Linked DNA regions of Homo sapiens: region 1 is linked to region 2. A link is a loop called in an ENCODE intact Hi-C map of the cell type or tissue named here. Cell type or tissue: K562. All regions are shown on one strand. Links, peaks and the distances in the headings refer to the core of each region. The heading gives the core; the rest is flanking DNA. Region 1 has its middle 43 kb from the start of LINC02313. Region 2 overlaps LOC105370438 (a long non-coding RNA gene).

Region 1 (11,640 bases), core at 1,488-9,487, 370 kb before region 2:
TGTTTGTATGTTCATTGCAGTGCTATTCACAACAGCAAGGGCATGGATTCAACCTAGGTGCCCATCAACTGTGGACTGGATAAAGAAAATGTAGTACATATATACCACGGAATACTATGCAGCCATAAAAAGAATGAAAATCATGAAAAGAATGAAATCATGTCCTTTGCAGCAACGTGGATGCAGCTGCAGGCCATTATCCTAAGCAAATTAACACAGAAACTGAAAACCAAATACCACAAGTTCTTACAAGTGAGAGCTAAACACTGAGTACACATGGACATAAAGATGGGAACTACAGACACTGAGGACTACGAGAGGAGGGAACGAGGCACAGGCTAAAAAACTGCCTATTGGGCACTATGCTCACTATCTGGGTGACAGGATCAATCATACCCCAAACCTCAGCATCATGCAATATACCCATGCAACAAACCTGCACATACACTCCCTGAATCTAAAATAAAATGTATATATTTTTCTAAAAAGCTCAGGCCACAAAAGCAAAAATATATAAATGGAACTACAGTTGACCCTTGAACAACATGGATGTTAGAAATGCTAACCCCTGCACAGTCAAAAATCCACAGGTAACTTCTGACTTTCAAAAAAATTAATAGTCTACTGTTGACCAGAAGCCTTACTGATGACATAAACAGTTGACTAACACATATTTTGTATGTTATATGTATTATATACTGTATTCTTACAACAAAGTAAGCTAGAGGAAAGAAAATATTATTAAGAAAATCATAAGGAAGAGAAAATATATTTAATATTAATTGAGAGTGGATCCATCATGAAGGTCTTCATTCTCATTGTCTTCACATTGAGTAGGCTGAGGAGGAGGAAGAAGAGGAGGGCTTACTGTCTCAGGGGTGGCAGAAGGAGAAGAAAATCTTCATGCACCCATGAAATTCAAACCTGTGTTGTTCAAGGGTCAGCTGTACATCAACTTAAAAGCTTCTGCAGAGCAAAGGAAGCAATGAACAAAATAAAATGGTATCCTAAGAATTTAGAAAAAAAATTTGCAAACCATATATCTAATAAGGTGATAATATCCAAATTTTATAAAAAGCTCATACAACTCAGTAGTAGAAAAACAGATACAGTTCTTGACTTAACAACGATTTAACTTATAATTTTTCAACTTTAGGTTGGTAGGAATATAATACACATTCAGTAAGCTTCTCCACTTATGATCATGTTCCAGTATTGTAAGTGGAAAATGCACTTTTGATTTAGGGTATTTTCAATTTACAATGGGCTTATTCAAACACAACCTAAGTCAAGGAGCATCTGTAATCCGATTAAAAAATACGCAAAAGACTTGAACAGACATTTCTCCAAAGACATAAAAATGGCCAACAGGTATAGGAACAGGTGTTCCTCATCATTAATCATCAGGGAAATGCAAATCAAAACTACTATAAGATACCACCTAACCCTGTTAGGATGGTTATTAATAAAAAGGCAAAAGATAACAAGTGTTGGCAAGGACGTGGAGAAAAGGGAACTCTTGTACATTGCTGGTGGAAATGTCGATTGGTAGAGCCATTATAAAGAATAGTATGGAGACTTCTAAAGAAATCAAAATTAGAAGTACCATGTGACCTAGCAATCCCTCTTCTGGGCATATACTAAAAGGAAATAAAATTACCACCTCACAAAGATATCTGCACTCTCATGTTTATTGCAGCATTATTCACAATAGCCAAGATATGGAACAACCTAAGTGTCTGTTGACAGATGAAAGGACAAAGAAATTGTGGTAGATACAATAACATTGAATATTATTCATCCCTAAAAAAGAATGAGATCTTGCCATATGCCACAGCATGGGTGAGCCTAGAGGACATTATGCTAAATGAAATAAGCCAGACACATAAAGAAAAATATTGTATTATCTCATTAATATGTGGAACATAAAAAATTTCAACTATACAGAAAGAACAAAACAGTGGTTGTCAGGGATGGGGCACTGGGGAGAGAAAACGGGAAGACATAGTTCAAGAGGATACAAAGCATCAGATGTGTAGGATGAACAAGTCTAGAGATCTAATGTACCCTATGAGGACTAGAGGTAATACAATTGTACTGTATATAGAATTCATGCTGAGTTAATTTTAGCTGCTCTTGCTACAAAAACAAAAAAAAGGGTAACTATGTGAGATGATAGATATGTCCATTTATTGCACTATGGTAACCCTTTTGCTATCTATATGCATCCTATAACAACATTTGTATACTTTAAATATATACAATAAAATTTATTTAAAAATTTGTATAATAGTCATTTACATTTGTTGCTGTCTATGAACTTCATGCTTTTCTAAATCACATGCAGTCCTCACAACCTCCCTATAATGAAGCTGTTATTCTCATTTTATAGTCAAGGAAAGTGGGGTTCAGACAGATTAATTAATTTGCCCAAGATCACATGATTTAACAAGTGGTAGAGCCAGACTATGAACCTGTGTTTGGGTCTCTAAAGCCTTTGCTTTCCATCACTGCAGCACATTTTTTCTATATAAAATGAGGTAATGAATAAGGTATTTAGGGCAGATAGAGGAAGACATAAAGCCAAAAGGGGATGATTGTCTGCTAAAAAATGGAGGAGACTCAGGTGGAGGTCTTGGCGTGTTTCAAGGTATTTGCCCTTCCTCGAAGGGGAATAAACTGAAAGAGTAGAAGGTTGGGGTCAAAGAGTGGTATTCCATAGTTTAGGATTTCAGAGCTAGAGCAGGGGCCATGAGTCTGAAGGCAGCTATGCTTACCACTATACCACCAACGTACCACGTGATGGGTCTGAATTGAAGGGTGTTTGGGTAAGACCCTGGGTGAATGTGGGGTCTAGAAATGACAGCAAGAAGGCAGCTTCTTGACAGGTACCATGAGGCTCAGAGGAGGAAGGGTTTTTGTAAGAGGATGAAGAACCAGTGGGTTAGAAGGGGCTGTGGGGGGACTGGGGACAAACCAGCCAATTCCTTCCCCGCCGCCTCTTTCACAACTCCACTCCCTCACTCATGATAGAATTAAATGATGAATTTATCTAGGGTTAAATGATGAATTCAACACAATCCAGATGAGATCAATCACGTCCAAATGTGTCATACATACACAATGTCTTCCCATATCAGCCATAGAAAGAACAAGAACTTTGTATAACCCAATCAAGGATGTTTCTATATTTAATAAATATTGATTGAGCTCATATTATATGCCAACAAATGGTACTCGGGAAACAGAAAATAAACAAGAAAAACAAGGAAGGTGGTAATTGTTACAGGTAAAAATAAAGCTAGTTAAGGGAATAGGGAGTAAAGGAGAGGGGAGGGTGTACATATTGCTATTTTATAAGGGACATTCTGGGAAGACCTCACTGAAGGATGACATTTTCCCAGCCTTGCAGATATCGAAGAGAAGATACAAACATGAAAAGCATCCAAGGTTTAAGGTGGGTGCATGCTTGGTGTGTTCAGGGAACATCAGGAAGGCCAGTGTAGTTGGAGCAGAATGAGTGAAGGGAAGAATAGCAGGAGTAAAGATCAGGACACAAGCAGAGCATGCAGGGCCTTCTAGAACACTGTAGAATTTTTTTTCCAAATCATTAGCATGGTTTCACTCTTATTTTAAAAGGCTTATTCTCACTATTGTATGGCAAACAGTGTGTGTGAAGTAGGAGTTAGGGAGGAAGGACGCCATTTAAGAAGGTATTGCAAGAATCCAAGTGGAAGAAGACAGAGGCTTAGACCAGGGTGCTTAGCAATGGAAGCGGTGAGAAGTACTTAGATTCTGCTTATATTTTGCAAGTAGAAATGATGCAATGTGCTGTTAGATTGTAAGACTGGCAACCTTTATGATGGCCCACAGTGATCTGTACCTCCCCCTGCATGTAGGTTTGACCTAGTGAGTCACTTCCAATGAAAGGAATATGGCAAAAGTGATAGTATATCAATTGTGAGTTAGGTTATAAAACGTGACTTCCGTCTAGCTGCCCTCCCTCACACTCTCTCTCTGGCTCACTCTGGGGGAGACCAGATGCCATACTGTGATCTGCATTTGGAGAGGCCCATGCGGCAAGGAACTGTTGTCTCCAGCTAACAGCCAGCAAGAACCCAGGGCCTGCCAGCAGCCACATGTATCAGCTTGGCAGTGATCCTCCCTAATCAAACCTTGAGGTGACTAGCCCTGGCCAATGCCGGGATTGTAGATTTATAGTCTAAATGAGACCCTGAGCCTGAGATCCAGCTAAGCCATGCCCACATTCCTGACTCACAGAAACTGAAGTGTAATATTTGTTGCAATAGATAATTAATATAGGTTGGATATAAGAGAGAATAGTTGAGGATGACGCCACAGGTTTTGGCCTGTGTAACTGGCACCTGGAGTTGCCATTTACTGGAGAAGGAGCAGGTTGAGACGGAGAAGAAGCAGCAGGAATTGTTCTGGGTGGGTTAAATATAAGATGACTAGTCAATGGAGATCATGAATATGCAGTTGTACATTCAAGTCTGGAGTTTGAGGAGGAGATCTGGGCTGTTCCAGCCCTTCATCCATTTTTCTATTGCTTTGTTTACCTTTTTCTTATTATCTGTGGGAGTTGTTTATATTATACAGATACAGGTCTTTTGTCAGATATATGCATTATAAATATCCCCTACTCTGTAGCTTACCTTTTCACTGTGAAGAGTGTCTCGATTTACAGTCTAAATTTTAATGCAGTTTGACTTTATTTCTTTCCCTTTAAGGTTAGTACATTTTATGTTCTGTTTAAGAAACCTTTTCCTATCCTATGGTCATGAAGATATGCAAAAATATAAATTTGAGTATAATCAGCTTTCTGGATAAGAAAACCTATGGAATGACTATAGAAAGAGAAGAAATCTAGGACTTAGGTCCAGGGCATGCCAATGCTTAGAAAACAAAGGGGTGAAGGCAACTGGCAATGAAACTGAGAAACAGTAGATGGCCAGGTAGGTAGGAGGAGACAACTGAGAGAGAGCCCCAGAGTTTCCAGGTGAGGGTATTAACACTGACTCATGCTGCTGATAGGTGGAGAGAATGACTCAGAGTGGGGCACCAGATAAACACTGTTGGAATGAGCCTGCGTACAGTGGGGGAGGGGAGCTCTAAAGTCTGATTGGAGTAGAATGGGAGAAGAAGTGAAGACAAGTACAGACCACTCTTTTGGAGGAACTATGCTGTATAGGAGAAAAGAAAAACGGGGTGGCAGCTAGAGAGAGATGTGCAATCAAGGGAGGAATTTTTCTCCATGAAAGATGTTACAACAAATGTGTAATAGCTCATATGTGTACAGCTAGTGAGAAAGAGCCAATTGAGGAAATAACTGATGTGAGGAGAGGCGGTTTAAGTGCTTGAACAGCATCCCTGAGTTGGCAAGAGGAGATGAGATCCAGCGTACAAATAGAAGATAGAGTCAGGGATGCAGTAGGCTGATATATGTGGTTGCAGAAGCAGGGAGTTCCTCTCTGATTGCCTTGCTTTTCTCAAGAAGTAAGAATCAAGGCCATCTGCCGAAATGAGAAGCAGGGAATTGTCAGAGTCAGTGACTGTAAAGAAATAGAACAGAATGTTTGAGAGTCCAAACTGTGGCCACCTGAATTCATATTCCAGCTCTCCTACTTGACAATTGCGTGACCTTGGACAAGTTACTTAGCATCTCTGTTTTCTCAGCTTCTACATCTATGAAATGCAGATGATAACAGTACCTATCTCATAGGGTTGCTATGATTATTAACTGAATTTATGTACACGAAGCAAGGTTTTACTTCTATGACAGACAACATTGAGTTTTTGGACCTGTTATATTAAGGCATTTAGGCCTTTCCCTGGAATACATATTAGTTTATCTCCCATGTGGTTTAGGGGAAAGGGAGGCCTAGACAACCCAGTGAGCATTCCCTGTGACTCCTGTACACCACGATCCTCACTCTGGCTGGATGTTATGCTGTCCTGGGAAGTTTCACAAAAATGCCCACGCCTGGGCCCCATCTTCAGAGATTCTGATTCTATTAAGCTAAAGAGGAGCCCATGCTGGTACTTTTGAAAAGCTCCTTTTGTGAATGTGACGTGCAGCTCAAGCTGGGCAGTGCTGGTCTACTAGGCATATCTATGCTGTGGAGATGGGTGGGCCAGCAGAGTCATACTCTTGGAAACACCTTCTTCATCCAATAAACTCTAACTCTACATCTACAAAGCTCATTTCTAGATTTATTTTGGTTCTCTAAATGGTTTTGTCAGAAGACGAGAGTATGTGTCAGGGTAATCCAAATGTCTACTCCAAGTGGCAGTCACCTTCTCATTCTAAATGAGGACAGTAACTGTGGTCATGTGCAGTGGAGCAGCTCTCTGGGGTCACAGACAAGACTGTCTCTGGACTTACAACTGAAGCCTCCTCAGTCCACGGACCATAGGGAAGGCCCTAAGGTGGAGTCATCTTCTCAGGCTCATCTCTGTGCACAGGTCATCAGACCTTTCCCTGAAGACCCTTCTAACTCCAGGAAGTGAGTAGCCAGCCTTGAACACCACATTTCAAAAAACTGTAAGAGTGAGAGGAGGGGAGAGGATGCTCTCACATCTATGATGTTGGCAGTGACATGGATGTAATTTCTCACAGCCTAGAACCATGGTTCCTAATGCATGGCCCATGGACCACATGTAATCAATGCCAAATTATAATATCTGGAAGTAGGGCCAGAAATCCACATTCTTATAGGCTCGCTGAGAAAATATTATGTACTATGAAGTAAGAGAATCTAGAGAGTTGAACTGACTGACTTCTAATCAAGATAATACATGATGGCATTACTAGTACCAATACTAGTGGCATTACCCAAAGGTGAACTCTGTTTCCCCCAGATTAAAGGCTTTTAGTATTGAATTTCTTTCAGTGTTTTGCTTTTTGGGTTTCTGTTTTTAACTCCTTTTCCCCCTTCCACGCTAAGAGAATGGCAATTATAGCTTAGAGCTTGTACCTTCCTTATTTTTATTCCTTTAAAGTAGTAAGAATAGATTTTAATCGAAGCTTAACAAAAATACTCATGTCTGGTTATACTACTGCAGTAGGAAAGAGGGTCCAGTGTGAACTGAACCCAACTTCAACTTGCGCAGAGGTAACCGGGTGTTTTTATTTTTAGGGTGTATATATTTATGGGGTACCTGAGATATTTTAATACACAACTATGTGATACATATATATACATATACAGTGCATAATAATCACATCAGGGTAAATGGAATATCCATGGCAAACTCTTTTAATATTTTTATTTTTATTCTTCTGGAAGTTGTCTCCTCTGGATAATTTGTTGGATAAAATTAAGAAACATTGCTGTTTCTTAATTTATCAATGAAAGCAATTTTAATAGACTCCCTAATATGAAAGACAAGGATTTTGTTTATACTACCTCATTCCTCTCTCTTCTTAGTGTTTTAATTTTTTTAAGTTTTTTAAATTGATAACCACTATAACATAAAATAACATTTAAATCTCTATTTCATTTTACACAAAATTTGATATCCCGTTTTGACTCCCCATCTTTCCTTCTCCCTTCTATATCCCACCTTGTGTCAGGTCCATTTTGACTTTAATATTGACACTTTTTTTTTTTTTTTTGTAAAGACAGAGTCTCGCTCCACCTCCCAGGCTGGGGTGCAGTGGCGCGATATCAGCTCTCTGTAACCTCTGTCTCTCGAGTTCAAGTAATTCTCGTGCCTCAGCCCCCTGAGTAGCTGGGACTATAGGCACCTGCCACCATGCCCAGCTAAATGTTGATAAATTTGTCAACAGATGAATCTTCAATATATGTACCTGCCTCCCCACATTCCTCTGTCCCCATTTTTGGTTCTCCTACTCACATCTGCCTTCCATAGGACCTGTTGTCTCTCAACTCAAAGCTTCCTCCACTGGGCAGGTGGCTCCCTCATCCTCTGAAACTCATGCTAGACTATTGTTTTTTCTTGCCTCTCATCTGTCAACTCACTCTAAACTACTTTTCTTCTTCCAGATACTTATTAAAATGTCTCATTCTTTTGTAAACCCCAATTCCATTCTCTTCCCTGTTATAGGTTTATTCCTTTTGGTACTTTTTATTTTATTTGGATCTTGGGAGTAATGGAAGATAAATGTGTGCACCCAGTCCATCTTCATGAAGCAGATGTCCTGTGACTCACTCTATCAAACAAGGAACTGGACACTCAGTTGTTTTGCATCTCACTCACTTCCAGTTCCCTCTTAATTATGTTTGTTCTGCTATTTCTCATTTGAATACTATTCTTGATAGAACATGTGTTAACTTTTCTTTGTCATCAGTTTATAGCCTACTGATCTTGCATACATGATTTAAAAATCTATCATATTACAATTGAAAGCATTTTTTTCCCCACATAGCTCACCCTAGCTATAATTCTTGAATGTTTGTCCCACCCTTGAGTATTTAGCTTTGGCCATACCTCAACCTCTCCTTTCATTTTGAATCTGACTTTAAAAAAATAAAGTAAAACCTTTTTTAAAAAAGTTACACATATGGTATTTAATAAATGTAAATAAGTATGTATCAGTAGGCTCTATCAGCAATATTCTTCAAACTTGAAGTTATTGAACAATGGATAGAAAATTCTAAATACTGCAATCCCAATACTTTGGGAGGCTGAAGCAGGAGGAAATCAGCAAATATAGTAGATAACTTCTATTAAAATTTTAGTTTTTGTAAGTCTTGAGAAGGACAAATGTCCTTGGGATAATTTTTAAAGAAATACTTTATATTTCTGGAGAAGTTTTAGGTTCATAGCAAAATTGGGAAGAAGATAGAGATTTCCTGTGTACCTCCTGCCCCCACACATGCATAGCCTCCCCATTATCAAGTTGGGGGGAAGATGAATAGATGGAATACAGAAGTTACTATAATGATAGATATATGTCATTATACATTTGTCCAAACTCATAATGAACAACCCTAAGAATAAATTCTAATGTAAACTATGGACTTTGGGTGATTATGATATGTTAGTGTGGGCTTATCAATTATAATGAATGTATCAATCTGGCAGAGAATGTTAAAATTTCCTTTTTAAAAGTAAGTAAAAGCAAAAGGTTGAATATCTCATTTCCAAAGACGAGGAATCTGCTGCTCTATAAGCCAATAACTAAGGGAGTCAGTTTTTAAACTTTTGGTCTTCTGCAATGTGGAGGCATAGCCCTGTGGTTAAGATGGTCAGCTTTAGAACAGGACTGACTGTATTCAAATCCTGGCTCTGTCACTTGCTGGGTGTGTGATCTCTAGTAAGATACCTCACACGGCAGAAATTAGTGAGCTGTTTACCAAATCCTTTTCTCTTTTCTTCTGAGGATACAACTAGACTCTTTCCTAGCCTTCTTGCAGTGAGGAGTGACCACATGATTGCGCTCTTGCCACTGAAATGTGATTGGAAATTTTACCAGTACCAGGGCTGGTCCACAGAAACTGCACAGGCCTCCAGTCTCTCAATTGTGCTGGCTGCTGGCTTGATAGGAATGTCCAGGGCAGCCCTGGAAGCCATGTGTTAAAGACAGCAGGGCCTCCATCAGTGCCTGAAATGGAAACCTCCCCCCATCCCCACTGGTGCTGCCAATAGAATTTTACACGATTACAAAATAACCTTTACATGATGAAGAAATAATCTTCCCTTTTGTGAGATTTCAGGTTTGTGTTAGAACAGCTTGTTTTAACTTAATCAACATACTTTTCTAAACTTCACTTGCCTCTTCAGATAATTCTAGTACATGGTGCTGTTAAAAAGACTGAAAGAGAAACAATGAATATAAAGTGTGCTAATGCATCATGCCTAGCAAATGGTAAGTATACAATAAAGGTTCATTACTTATTATTCTATGAAACCTGTTGTTAATTACCATTGCCTATTATGTGCAATATAATAGAAGGCTCTCATATACATTCAAATGCCCACACTGGCTGGGCACAGTGGCTCATGCCTGTAATCCCAATACTCTGGGAGGCCGAAGCAGGAGGAATTCAAGACCAGTCTGGGCAACATATTGAGATCCCATCTCTACTATTAAAAAAAAAAAATTAGCTGGGCATAGTGGTGCTTGCCTGTAGTCCTGGCTGTTTGGAAGGCTGAGGCAGGAAGATCGCTTGAGCCCAGGAGTTGAAGGCTACAATAAGGTATGATTGTGTCACTACACTCCAACCTGGACAACAGAGTGCAACCCTGTCTAAAAAGAGAGAGAGAAAAAAAAGCCCACTCCTCGCAGCCTGAAATTCCACCATTCCTTTATGTAAATCAATGCCTTTTCCTTTAAAGAGTAACTTCCACATTTAATCATAAAATTAATGTGTTTATATGTTTATTGCAAAAAATTTATAAAATAGAAAACTTAGACTCAGGCTGGGTGCAGTGGCTCACACCTGTAATCCCAGCACTGTGGGAGTCTGAGGTGGGCTGATCACAAGGTCAAGAGTTCGAGACCAGCCTGGCCAACATGGTGAAACGCTGTCTCTACTGAAAACACAAAAATTAGACAGGTGTGGTGGCACGCGCCTATAATCCCAGCTACTCAGGAGGCTGAGGCAGGAGAATCGCTTGAACCCGGGAGGTAGAGGTTGCAGTGAGCCAAGATCACACCACTGCATCCATCCTGGGTGACAGGGCAAGACTCTGTCTTAAAAAAAAAAAGAATCAAATATTGATCATCTATAATCCTATCATCCAAAGATAATCACTGCTAGCATTTTGAAATATGTCATCCCAATTTTTTATTATTTCTGCTATCATTAAGTATACGTATTATGTATTACTTTTTTCCACCTAACATTTTGCCTTGAACAGATTCCTATGTGTTCAAATATACTTTAAAAAGACATTTGATGATGACCCATTAACTTACATAGAGCATGTAATTTTTTCTATAAAATTAAACAAAAGATATTTGATGAGTGCTTATGGATGTAAAACAACTTATTTAACTATTATATGGATATATCACAATTTACTTAATTATTCCTTTATTGAAGGATATTTTTGTTACTTCTACCAGAATGCATAATTCTAGAATAAACCTCCTGGTACATAAATCTTTGCCTCTAATTATTTGTCCTTTCTGCTTTCATTTTCCTTTTTCTGGGCTTCTTCAAAACAGAATTTTTAAAAGAATTTTTGACTTCTCTAAATGATACAATAACTAATTCTTATTTCATCTTGATGTATGTTTTATATGCTTCTTTACTATTTCTTTTGTTGTTGTTTTAAGAACAAAAATACCCTTGGAAAAGTCCATAGCTCTTTTCTCTGAAGACTTCCTGTTAATACATTTATCAGATTGTTTGATTTGCAGAAAGGAAAAACAAAGCTGTATGTAAATCCTAGAAACCAGAAGTAAAAGGAATTCTGGGGGAGTGAGGAGTGGAGAGGAACAGAAAGTGGACGTGAAATTGAAATAAAATCTCTGCATACCTCAAAATTCCACACTGAGGGGAAGTCTCCCCTTCTGCTGTCCCAACCATCCCCGGTAGATGAGCTACCATATTTCTTCCATTTATAATCAATCAGATTTTAAAAAACTGTGAAGCACTGGGATCTTGTGGGAGTTTTTGCTGAGCATATAAATAGCATTAACAA
Region 2 (11,640 bases), core at 2,276-10,275:
TATCAAGAACTTTTTCGAGAGTCAAGACCTCAAAGAATTTGCCTCTCACTTCTTAGGAAACTACTGTTATATATTTTTCAGTAAATCAAAGGAGTAAACCAAGAAAAAGTCTTAGGATTCCAGAGATATTGAATGCAAGCCTAGACTATTCCTAAGCATGATTGAAAAAAAAAAAAAAAAAAAAAAAAAAAGACGGTAAGACTCAGGAGGGAAATTTCCAGAAGAAATAGAATGTCTAATCTGTTCAACTGTCTTTCTAGGAAGAAGCGGCAAAAGTTACACATAGGCTGGGCATGGTGGCTCACGCCTGTAATCCCAACACTTCAGGAGGCCAGGGCAGGCTGATCACTGGAGCTCAGGAGTTCAAGACCAGCCTGGCCAACATGGTGAAATCCCGTCTCTACAAAAAAACAAAAATTAGCCAGGCATGGTGGCATGCGCCTATAGTCCCAGCTACTCGGGAGGCTGAGAAGCAGAATCGCTTGAACTGGAGAGGCGGAGGTTGCAGTGAGCTGAGATCACGCCACTGTCCTCCAGCCTGGGTGACAGAGGAGATCTATCTCAAAAAAAAAAAAAAAAAAAAAAAAAAAAAGCTCCACATAAACTAAGCAAATGAGCAAATAAGATAATAACCGATTTGTGAAAAAACAAAAGGCTGTATCAGAAAGGAAATTTGCTGGGGGAACACTATGATATTTATAATGTCATATTATTATAAATAATATTGATTTTGGCCAGGTGTGGTGGCTCACGCCTGTAATCCCAGCACTTTGAGAGGCCGGGGTGGGTGGATCACTGAAGCTCAGGAGTTCAAGACCAGCCTGGCCAACATGGTGAAATCCCATCTCTACAAAAAAAACAAAAATTAGCCAGGTGCGGTGATGCACACTTGTAGTCCCACCTACTTGGGAGGCTGAGGCAGGAGAATCTCTTGAACCCAGGAGGCAGAGGCTGCAGTGAGCTGAGATCACCCCACTGCACTCCAGCCTGGGTGACAGAGATTCTGTCTCAAAAAAAAAATAACAATAATAATATTGGTGTAACAAAAATTTTAATATAACTAAATTGGGAGGATGCAGAGAGAATACATCTGTCAGCCAAATCCCAACAGAAAGCAGAGGGTGCATTCAGATTAGGATTAACCAGAGGCGTTTCTTTATAAAAATGTCATCTCCAAAAATGTGGGCAGCATGTAAGGAAATCACAGGGATATTTAATAACCCAGGGTTGGGTCCCCTAGGTCCAAAGAAAGAGGGAGGGAGCTGACCAAAATCCAAAAGAAGTCTGTGAAAAGGAGGCCGTATTGAATGGAACAATAACCTTCGTTTGAGGGACAGTGGAAGAGAGTTGGGGTAATAAACACCCTCACCTCCGTCACCTGCCTCACCTCCCTCCCTTGAACATGCCACTGTCCAAACCCAGCAAGGAGCCAGAGGCACAGAAGCTGTTGATGTGGCCCATATAGGACAGAGGAACCGGAGGGAAAAACAGAAGCTGTGTGGCACAGAGGTGAAGTGTGATAGTATAAAAGAGCTAAATCCTCATCTGACCACAATGTCAATTTTTTAAATGGATAAATTTTAAAATAGTCATCTATGAATATTATTAGCTACACAAAAGCAAATACCAACAGAAACAGCTGGAAATGGGCATTCCTGAGCAAAGTAACTGAATGGGAGAAGTACAGAGGTAGTAAAGTTCAAGAAATACTCAAAGAACAAGCAGCCCAATTTGGTTGTACTATAAGGCATCTGTAAAGGAATCACACGAAAGAAAATTGAAGTGACAGATTGGGGTCATATTGTGGTAGCTCCAAATGCCTGGCTGAAGATCCTATATTTAAACAGTATTGAGCTACAACTAAGGGAGTGACACAATGAGAGATAATTTCCAAGTAGGATTGATCTGGCAATGATGCACAGGATTAAAGTAACAGAAACCTAGATTATATGAGACTTGGTAGATTCTATTTCATAGTCTAACGTAATGGTGTCAATAAGAAGGGAAAGGACAACATTAACCTAAAAGATATTTGAAAACAAGACTGAAAGGACTCCATTCACCCAACAAATATCCATCGAATACCCACTGCATATTAGGCACTATTGTTGGTAGTGGGAATACAGCAATGAACAAAACATACACAAACTCTTGTCTCATGGACCTTATATTGTGGTGGAGGGAAACAAACAATGTATAAAACAAGTAAGTGCTATGCAAGCTAGAAGTCCTCTGAAGAAATCCAAAGCAGGTACAATACAGGATTGGAAGTTTGAGGTTAGTAATTTGCACTTAGGAATGAGTTTGAGGCCAGCTGAGGTGGCTCACACCTGTAATCCCAACACTTTGGGAGGCCGAGGTGGGAGGATCACTTGAGCTCAGGAGGATCGCTGGTCTCAGTTTGAGACCAACCTGGGCAACACAGGGAAACCCCATCTCTACAAAAAATAAAAATATGATCTCAGCTACTCAGGAAGCTGAGATGGAAGGATCACTAGAACCTGGGAGGTGGAGACTGCAGTGAAGCATGATTGCACCACTGCACTCCAGCCTGGGTGACCGAGTGAGACCCTGACACCAAAAAAAAAAATGAGTTTGAGATGGGCCTGGGATACAAAGGTGGAGATGCCCAGATGACTGGAACTCAAGAGAAGTTAGAGCTAGAGATATGAAATAGGAATTTCAGAGGTAGAAAAGGAAAGCCAGACACGTTGTCTCGGGTCAGCTTGCTGTTTCACAGTGTTGTCTCCTTGATGTAGCCACTATATTCTTCCAGTTTTGCAGGTCAAATGAAAAATTCCATTTTGTCAGTGCATCCAGAGATGACTGGCCTTGGGACAACTAATGCATGCTACAGCTACAGACTAACGTAAAGTCAAACTTTAAAGTGAGAAACATAATTGTCAACTCAACTCTAGAGCTCACATTGCTTAGTTCGTACCTGTAGAAAAGTCCATGTTGGTTGCTACAACATAATCTGACTCCTGCTTGCTGATCACAAAATCAGAGATAGAATTAGGTGAACAATCTCCATTGGCTAGCTTAGCCTCACGCAGCTCATTAGACCCATAGAGAGACATTTGCCAAGGTGCAGTAAAGCATCTGCTATGATCTGTCCACCAACGTTCTAAACAGAAGAGACATGATGTCCGAGTCTTCCCCTTTGACTCCCTTTCTTCTAGGCTCCCTACAGACTATTTCCCTGCTTTCCTCTTTACTTAGAATATTGTGTGGTTATTTTGGAACTGGGATACAGTTACACAGTGTTGTTATCATTTATGGAAACTTGAGGTTTAATGGAAATTGGGATGGGAATAGCTTTATCTTTAAAGTATCTAGATCCATCCGGAAACTTTTCCAGGGCTCCTAGGTAAATACTATATGTCACAAAATACCGAGAGAACTTAAGAGAACCCTCAGGCCATACCCCTTCATCGGCAATCAGGCCTTTCCCATCTCCCTCTACTAATTTTGGCATGTGACTGAGAATGGTGTAAGAAAGGCTGAACTGAGAAACAACAGCAAATGTGTTGCTATTGAAGATGCACAGCTCCTTATTTAGTGCCTACTATGTACCAGGCACTTTGCCAAATGCTAGGGAGACAATACAGAGTTTTTCATGGGGTTTGCAATTTACTGAGGCAGGAAATATGAACCTTTGTCAAAGTTAACTACTATAAATTTGTCTTGATGTGTCACGTTACATATCTGCCCCCTATAATGTCAGGACTCACTATGAAGACAATAAAGTTTTCTAAGATTGTGCAAGCAGGTGTGTGTCTTTCTCTCTTCTATTACCCCATTAGGGCCATAGATACTGAGAGGGAAAGGCTGTCCTGGTCATGAAAACAGCTACTGACAATAGGAATCTATGCAGAAAGGAAACAGGTGAAATCATAAGTATATATAGGCAAGAAAAGAGCCGACAACAGAACCATGAAAAATGCCTACACCTAGACAACAAAAAAAAAACAGAGCTAACAAAGGCAATAGCAATGGTTCAAGGAGAGTAGGAAAAACACTCTAATACTATGCCACAGAAAGCAAGAAGGAAGGGGTAAAGGCATCAGCAGAAGACACTGATGAGTCACTGGATTTGGTGATTACAAAGTCATTGGTCATCTCCAAGAGGGTAATTTCAGTGAGGTGGTGGAGTTTGAAGTCAAAGGACAAGGTGTTCATGAGTGAGTATGAGGTCAAGAAGTGGCTACAATGAGTGTCTTTGAGAAGGGCAAGAAGCTAGAACCACCTCTGTTTCTCCTCAAATAACCTTTACCAAGAAGGGAAAAATGTTCTTTTCTATCTAGAAAAGCCATCTCTTCCATACTACAGTGTGACCACCTCTTCCAGTTTTCCCAGGATTTTCCCAGTTTTATAGCACTGCAAGTCCCTCGTGTGGGGAAACCTCTCGATCCTGGGGAAACTGGGCCTGTTGGCACCTGATAGTCATATGGGTGAGACACTTTATGTCAGTGAGGCTTTAGATACCTGTTGGTGATTATTGTTTTACACAGTTTTATTGAGGTATAATTTACATACCATAAAATTCACCATTTCTAGTGATCATTTAAATAACAGTCTCAACCTAGCTGTATGCTAAAATTACTGGGGAGCTTTTAAAGAATATCAGTGACAAACTCTCACCCCCAGGGGTGCCTAAGGCCCGCGTGTTGTTATTTTTTAAAAGCAACCCAGTGACGGCACATGCCTGTAGTCCCAGCTACTGAGGAAGCTGAGGCAGGAGGATCACTTGAGCCCAGGAATTTGAGGTTGCAGTGAGCTATGATTGTACCACTGCACTCCAGCCTGGGTGATAGAGCAAGAACCTGTCTCTAAAAAACAATCATGTAAATAAAAAACAAAACAATGTAAATAAATAAATAAAAACTAAAACAATGTAAATAAATAAATAAAAGCAACCCACTTGACTCTAATGTATAGCCAGGATTGAGAACCACTGGTTATAAAGTAAAAAACAATACCCAGTATCAATGCTTTTCTAAGTTTTCAAGAAGAAAAAGAAGTAAAGTAAGCGCTCAAAGAAATATGATAATGTAGGCTTCTCAAAATGGGAAAATTTTTGAAAACGTAGGAAAAATATTATTTTAAATAGTTTTTGTTTTGAATTCCAGGGCTAAATTCAATAATTTTGATGGGTTTTTTTCTATTAAAATGCAGTGTGGTAATTAGGAAAATCATAATGTATGTCCACACTTTGCATGAAATCCTGCTTCTGATTACATAACAGTCCTACAAAATAAGAAAGTAATGAATAAATGTTTCATTTGAACGTATAAAAGGGAATGCCTCAAGATTCACATCTTCAGTCAGCTTCCCAGAAGCCTTTACATGGCAAAATGGCATTGATTTTTATGTAAAATGTGATTGTCTTTTCTATAAATGTATTATTCTCTAACTCCAAATCAATTAAAGATACGCTGCTCTAGCCACAGGAGATTCCCTTAAAAAATCAATGCTAATTCCAAAAAATGTTTTAGCATTTTAAAAACGTATTCACTAAGAAACAGAATTGATTCATACTGAGCAGGACAGGCATCCAGAAAGATTATGTTACTGGAAATTATTATTATACATATCCATTACCACTTATGAGTGAAAAAAAACCCGATGTAAAAGTTATTTGGTGATTAATAACACAGTGATTATGAGTTTCAGCTTACAATTTGTGTGAGCAAAAAATGTAACTTTATTTTCCTACAACTTAAATTCATTTTTTTTTATTGTTTGTTTTTTGAGACAGGTTCCTGCTCTGTCACACAGGCTGGAGTGCAGTGGTGTGAATACAGCTCACTGCAGCCTGGACCTCCTGGGCTCAAGCGATCCTCCCACCTTAGCCTCCCAGGTAGCTGAGACCACAGGTACACACCACCATGCCTGGATTTTTTTTTAAATTTTTTGTACAGGCAGGGTCTCTCTGTGTTGCCCAGGCTGGTCTTAAACTCCTGGGCTCAAGCAATCTTCCCACCTTGGCCTCCCAAAGTGCTGGGATTACAGGTGTGAACCACTGCACCCAGCCCAGTTTCTATTTTGAACTCTGATTTTACCTGTATGGAGCACGGCACAATCTGGCTCTGTTTTTGAATGCCTTAGACAGTCACAGGTTTTTACCTGTCCTTGGGGCTTTGATCAAAAGGTAGGGCACAGAACCTTCTATGAGATACCCATCAACATCTATTTTTCCATTGCTTGTTGCTGTCTCTCTTCTCCTTAGACACTCCTGATAAAGGGCATCTATTTAAAAAAAAAAAACCACAGCTAACATCATACTTAATAGTAAAAGACTGAAAACTATTTCCCTAAGATCAGGAGCAAGACAAAAATGTCCACTCTCAGGCTGGGCGCGGTGGCTCATGCTTGTAATCCCAGCACTTTGGGAGGCCAAGGCAGGCAGATCACTTGAGCCCAGGAGTTCAAGACCAGACTGGGCAACACGGCAAAACCCTGTTTCTACAAAAATACAAAAAATTAGTCTGGCATGGTGGTGCACACCTGTGGTCCCAGCTACTCAGGAGGCTGAGGTGGGAGGATTGCTTGAGCCCTGGTGGTCAAGGCTGTGGTGAGCCGAGATCATGCCACTGCACTACAGCCTAGGTGACGGAGCTAGACCCTCATCTAAAAAAAAAAAAAAAAAATCCACTCTTGCCACTTCCATTTAACATTGTACTGGAGGTTCTAGCCAGGTCAAGTAGGCAAGAAAATGAAATAAAAATAATCTAGATTGGAAAGGAAAAAGTAAAATTACCTCTATTTCCAGATAATATTATCTCATATGTAGAAAAACAGAATGAATCTACTAAAACTATTAGAAATAATAAACCAGTTCAGCATGGTTGCAGCATATAAGATCTATATACACAAATCAACTGTATTTCTGTACACTAGCAATAAACAATTCAAAAATGAAATTAAGGAAACAATTCCACCGGCCAGGTGCAGTGGCTCACACCTGTAATCCCAGCACTTTGGGAGGACAAAGTGGGCAGATCATCTGAGGTCAGGAGTTCGAGACCAGTCTGGCCATCATGGTGAAACCCCATCTCTACTAAAAATACAAAAATTAGCCGGGCATGCTGATGCACGCCTGTAATCCCAGCTACTCAGGAGGCTGACTCAGGAGAATCGCTTGAACCTGTAAGGCAGAGGTTGCAGTGAGCTGAGATTGTACCATAGCAGTCCAGCCTGGGTGACAGAGCAAGAGTCTGTCTCAAAAAAAAAAAAAAAAAAAAAAAAGAGAAAGAAAAGAAAAGAAAAAAATAAGCCAATCCTAAAATTCATATGAAAATACAAGGGACCCAGAATAGACAAAACAATCTCGAAGAAAAGAACAAAGTTGGAGGACTCACACTTTCTGTTTTCAAATTTTCCTTCACAGCTACGGTAATCAAGACAGTGTAGTACTGGCATGAGGATACAAATGCAGATCACTAAAACAGAATTGAGTGCCCAAGAATCAGCCTTCATTTTTATGGCCAGTTAATTTCAATAAAAGTGCCAATTCAATGGGGGAAAGAGTACTCTTTCCAACAAATGGTGCTGGGACAGCAGGATTATCCCTATACAAAAAGTGTAGCTGGACTCCGAACTTACATCACATATAAAAGTTAATTTTAAATGGATAAAACAGCTAAAACTATAAAACTCTTTGAAGAATCATTCATAGGAATGAATCATGACCTTGGGTTAGGCAAAGGCTTTTTAGACAAGACACTAAGAGAACTAGTAACAAAAGAAAAAAGACATAAACTGGACTTTATAAAAATTTTAATTTGTGCTTCAAAGGACACCAACAAGAAAATAAAGACAACCCACAGGATGGGGAGAAATTCTGCAAATCATGCACCCAATGAGGGACTTATATCTAGAATATATAAAGAACTCTTACAAGTCAGTAATAAAAAGACAGATAACCCAATTTAAAAAATAGACAAAAGGAGCAAAAAGAACTCTCATTCATTACTGGTGAGAATACAAAATAGTATTGCCACTCTGGAAGACAGTTTGGCAGTTTCTTACAAAACTAAACACACTCTTACCATATAATCCAGAAACTGCATTCATTTACCCAAATGAATTGAAAATATATTTATACACAAAACCCCGCCCACAAATGTTTACAGCCACTTATTCATATTTGCCAAAACTCAAAAGCAACCACAATGCCATCCAATAGATGAAAGGATAAATAAACTGTGGTACATCCATACGATAAAGTATTATTCAACAATAAAGAGAAATGAACTATCAAGTCATAAAAAGACATTGAGGAACCATCAATCCATATTTAAGTGAAAGAAGCCAATTAGAAAAGACTATATACCATACAATTCCAACTTCATGACATTCTGAAATTGGCAAAACTATGGAGACAGTAAAAAGATTAATGGCTGCCAGGGTTTTGGGGGAAAGGGGAAGTGGGAAGGATGGATACGTGGAACACAGGGGATATTTGGGGCAGTGAAACGACTCTGTATGATACTGTAGTGGTGACTGCATGTCATTATAACTTTGCCAAAACCCTCAGAATGTACAATGTAGAGTGAACCCTAATGTAAACTATGGATTTTAGGTAATAATAATAATGTGCCAACATTGGCTCATCAATTATAACAAATGTATCAGACTAATTCAAGATGTTAATAATAGAGGAAACTGGCTGGGCACGGTGGCTCATGCCTGTAATCCCAACACTTTGGGAGGCCAAGGTGGGCGGATCACCTGAGGTCGAGAGTTCGAGACCAGCTTGACCAACATGGAGAAACCCCATCTCTACTAAAAACACAAAATTAGTCAGGCGTAGTGGAACATGCCTGTAATCCCAGCTACTAGGGGGGCTGAGGCAGGAGAATCGCTTGAACCTGGGAGGCGGAGGTTGTGGTAAGCCAAGATCGCGCCATTGCACTCCAGCCTGGGCAACAAGAGCAAAATTCCGTCTCAAAAAATAATAATAGAGGAAACTGTGTGTGGACTGGGGGAGTGGTAAGGGAATATAGGGGAATTCTGTACTTTCTGCTCATGTTTTCGATAAACCTAAATAAACTGCTCTAAAAATAAAGTTTATTAATTAAAAAAATATGAATAGAAAGTTTTCCAAAGAAGATACACAAATGGCCAATAAGCACATTAAACATGCTCAACATCATTAGCCATCAGAGAAATGCAAATCAAAACTATGTTGAGATACCACTAAGGTGGCTATAATCCAAAAGAAAGATGATGAGTATTGGAGGGAACGTAGAGAAATGGTTCCCTTATATTCTGCTGATGGAAATACAAAATGGTGCAGCCACTTTAAAGAATATCTGACAGTTTCTCAAAAGGTTAAACATAGAGTTAGTATGTGACCCAGCAACTTCACTCCTGGTATACACTCAAGAGAAATGAAAACATATAGCCACACAAAAAATGTGTACATAAATATATACAAGTGGCTGGGCACGGTGGTTTACGCCTGTAATCCCAGCACTTTGGGAGGCCGAGGAGGGCGGATCACGAGGTCAAGAGATGGAGACCATCCTGGCCAACATGGTGAAACCCCGTCTCTAGTAAAAAGTACAAAAATTAGCTGGGAGTGGTAGCATGCACCGGTAGTCCAAGCTACTCAGGAGGCTGAGGCAGGAGAATTCACTTGAACCCAGGAGGCGGAGGTTGCAGTCAGCCAAGATTGCGCCACTGCACTCCAGCCTGGTGACAGAGAGAGACTCTGTCTCAAAAAAAAAAAAAAAAAAAAAAGGTACAAGTACATCAGTGGCAGCATTATTCATAATAGCCAAAAAATGGAAACAACTCAAATGTCCATCAGCTGTTTAAATGGATAAATAAAATATGGCATATCCATACAATATAATATTATTCAGCAAGAGAAGACATGCTATACTGATACATACTGCAACATGGATGAATCTTTCATATGCCAAGTGAAAGAAGCCAGTCATAAAAGACCATACAGGATTCCATTTAAATGAAATGTCCAGAATAAGTAAATCTATAGAGACAGAAAGTAAATTAGTGGCTGCCTAAGACTAGAGGGAGTGGGTATAAATGCGGAAGGACTGCTAACGGTTACAAAGTTTCTTTGGGGGGTGATGAAAATATTCTAACCGCGATTGTGGTGAGGAATGCTTAATTCTGTGAATATACTAAAAACCATTGAGCTGTACAGTTTAAATTGACGAATTGCATAGTATGTGAATTAGATTTTGACAAAACTGTTATAAAAAAATAAGATTGAAGATGTTTCTGGAAACAAGGATCAAAAATCACAGATATAAAGTAAGCAACAGTACATAGTTGTAACTCTAAAAATTGTCAACATATTTGAATGCACTAGATGGAAAGTGTAGAAATCTAGAATGTAATAATGAGATAACCACAAACTTCATAGGAGACATAGAGAAAGTCATTTCACACCTAAGCTTAAATTTCTGTCGTAGATTAAATCTCACTGATTCTAAAGAGAAAATTTGTTTACATTTTGATAGCTAGCTCCCCCTCATACTTACAAGATGCTGTCACAATTCCAAACGTTTCATCCTGACGTGGCAATGTGCAGCAGAAAATGAGGTTGCCTCCTCCTGCGTGTCTCTTTTTAAGAGTAAGAAAATCTTTTCCAGAAGCCCTCATCACAGATTTATCCTCATTTTTCTTTGGCCAGAATTGTGTCTTATGCTCCTTCCTAAATCAGACTCGCGTGCACTCATGCACATGCACGTGTGTGTGTGTGTGTTTGGAGTTGTGTCTGTGTCCACAATTGACTTAGACAAATCAGGATTTATCTGTAACAGGAAGGTGAGGGGTGGATATAAAATCACGACTGTTGGCAAGGAAAAAGAGAGAAGGAGTATTGTATGGGCACCAGAAGACTCTGCTATACCAAAGACAAAAGAGAAATATGAAATAATATTTTCACTACACTTTCTTCGGTTCAGAACAAGGTATGTGCCCCACCTTCTATGCCAAGTCAAAAATAAAGCAAGAGTTTCATGGCTTCCTGAAGCTATTTTATTTTCCCAGGGATTTTTCCCCCTCAAAAAGTATTCATTATTTGCTGGAAAATGTGTGGCACAGTGTTGGACTCATCAGCATTAGCACACATTCTACAAAGTTACAGGAAACTTACCTCCAGGTTTTGCTAGCACATTATTATCATAAGCCACTGTTCCCTGACAGTGGTCCTTCATTATACGATTTTGGTTGCATGCTTAGCTATAGAATGCCAGCTAGCACTGAGCCACCAACTTCTTACTACTCAGAATCCGTGTTATTCATTCACTTAACACATGTTTATTAAGCACAGCTAAGCTATGTGCTATACTAATGATGGTGAAAATCTACTGAATGCTTGCTACATACCAAGTACTATTTTAAGCTTTACATATACTAGTTCATTTAGTCCTCATAGAAGTTTTTATGAAGTATGTAGACATCATTACTATTTCTACTTCACAGGTGAGTGAGTTCTCAAGTGGTTAAGTATCTTGCCCAAGGACACACAAACAAGTAAAGTATGAATCCCAAAAGTCTGGATATAGACCAGGGTATCAACCTAAGAAGGCTGGCTCCAAAGACCATGCTCTTAACCACTACACCATCGTTGCATCACAGTGCAAAGATAAACATGGC

Evidence for each region. Peaks named below come from ENCODE experiments on the same cell type or tissue, not always from the same donor. Only the 100,000 strongest peaks of a DNase experiment are listed, where the experiment ranks them.
Region 1: a loop joins it to region 2, with 2.2 times the contacts of the local background. A loop is called at or near these places in 3 of 110 quality-filtered maps.

What each region holds. Positions count from the first base shown.
Region 1 is chr14:31,895,629-31,907,268 of GRCh38, reverse strand. No RefSeq gene overlaps it. Among named protein-coding and RNA genes, the nearest start is that of LINC02313, 43 kb to the left of the region's middle. RefSeq lists an enhancer at 4,385-5,584. In K562, for the core only: a CTCF peak has its summit at 9,445; a DNase peak (open chromatin) is centred at 5,078.
Region 2 is chr14:31,529,237-31,540,876 of GRCh38, reverse strand. The region is part of intron 2 of LOC105370438 (a long non-coding RNA gene); the gene reads right to left. Among named protein-coding and RNA genes, the nearest start is that of NUBPL-DT, 26 kb to the left of the region's middle. In K562, for the core only: no CTCF peak of the experiment used is centred there; no DNase peak of the experiment used is centred there.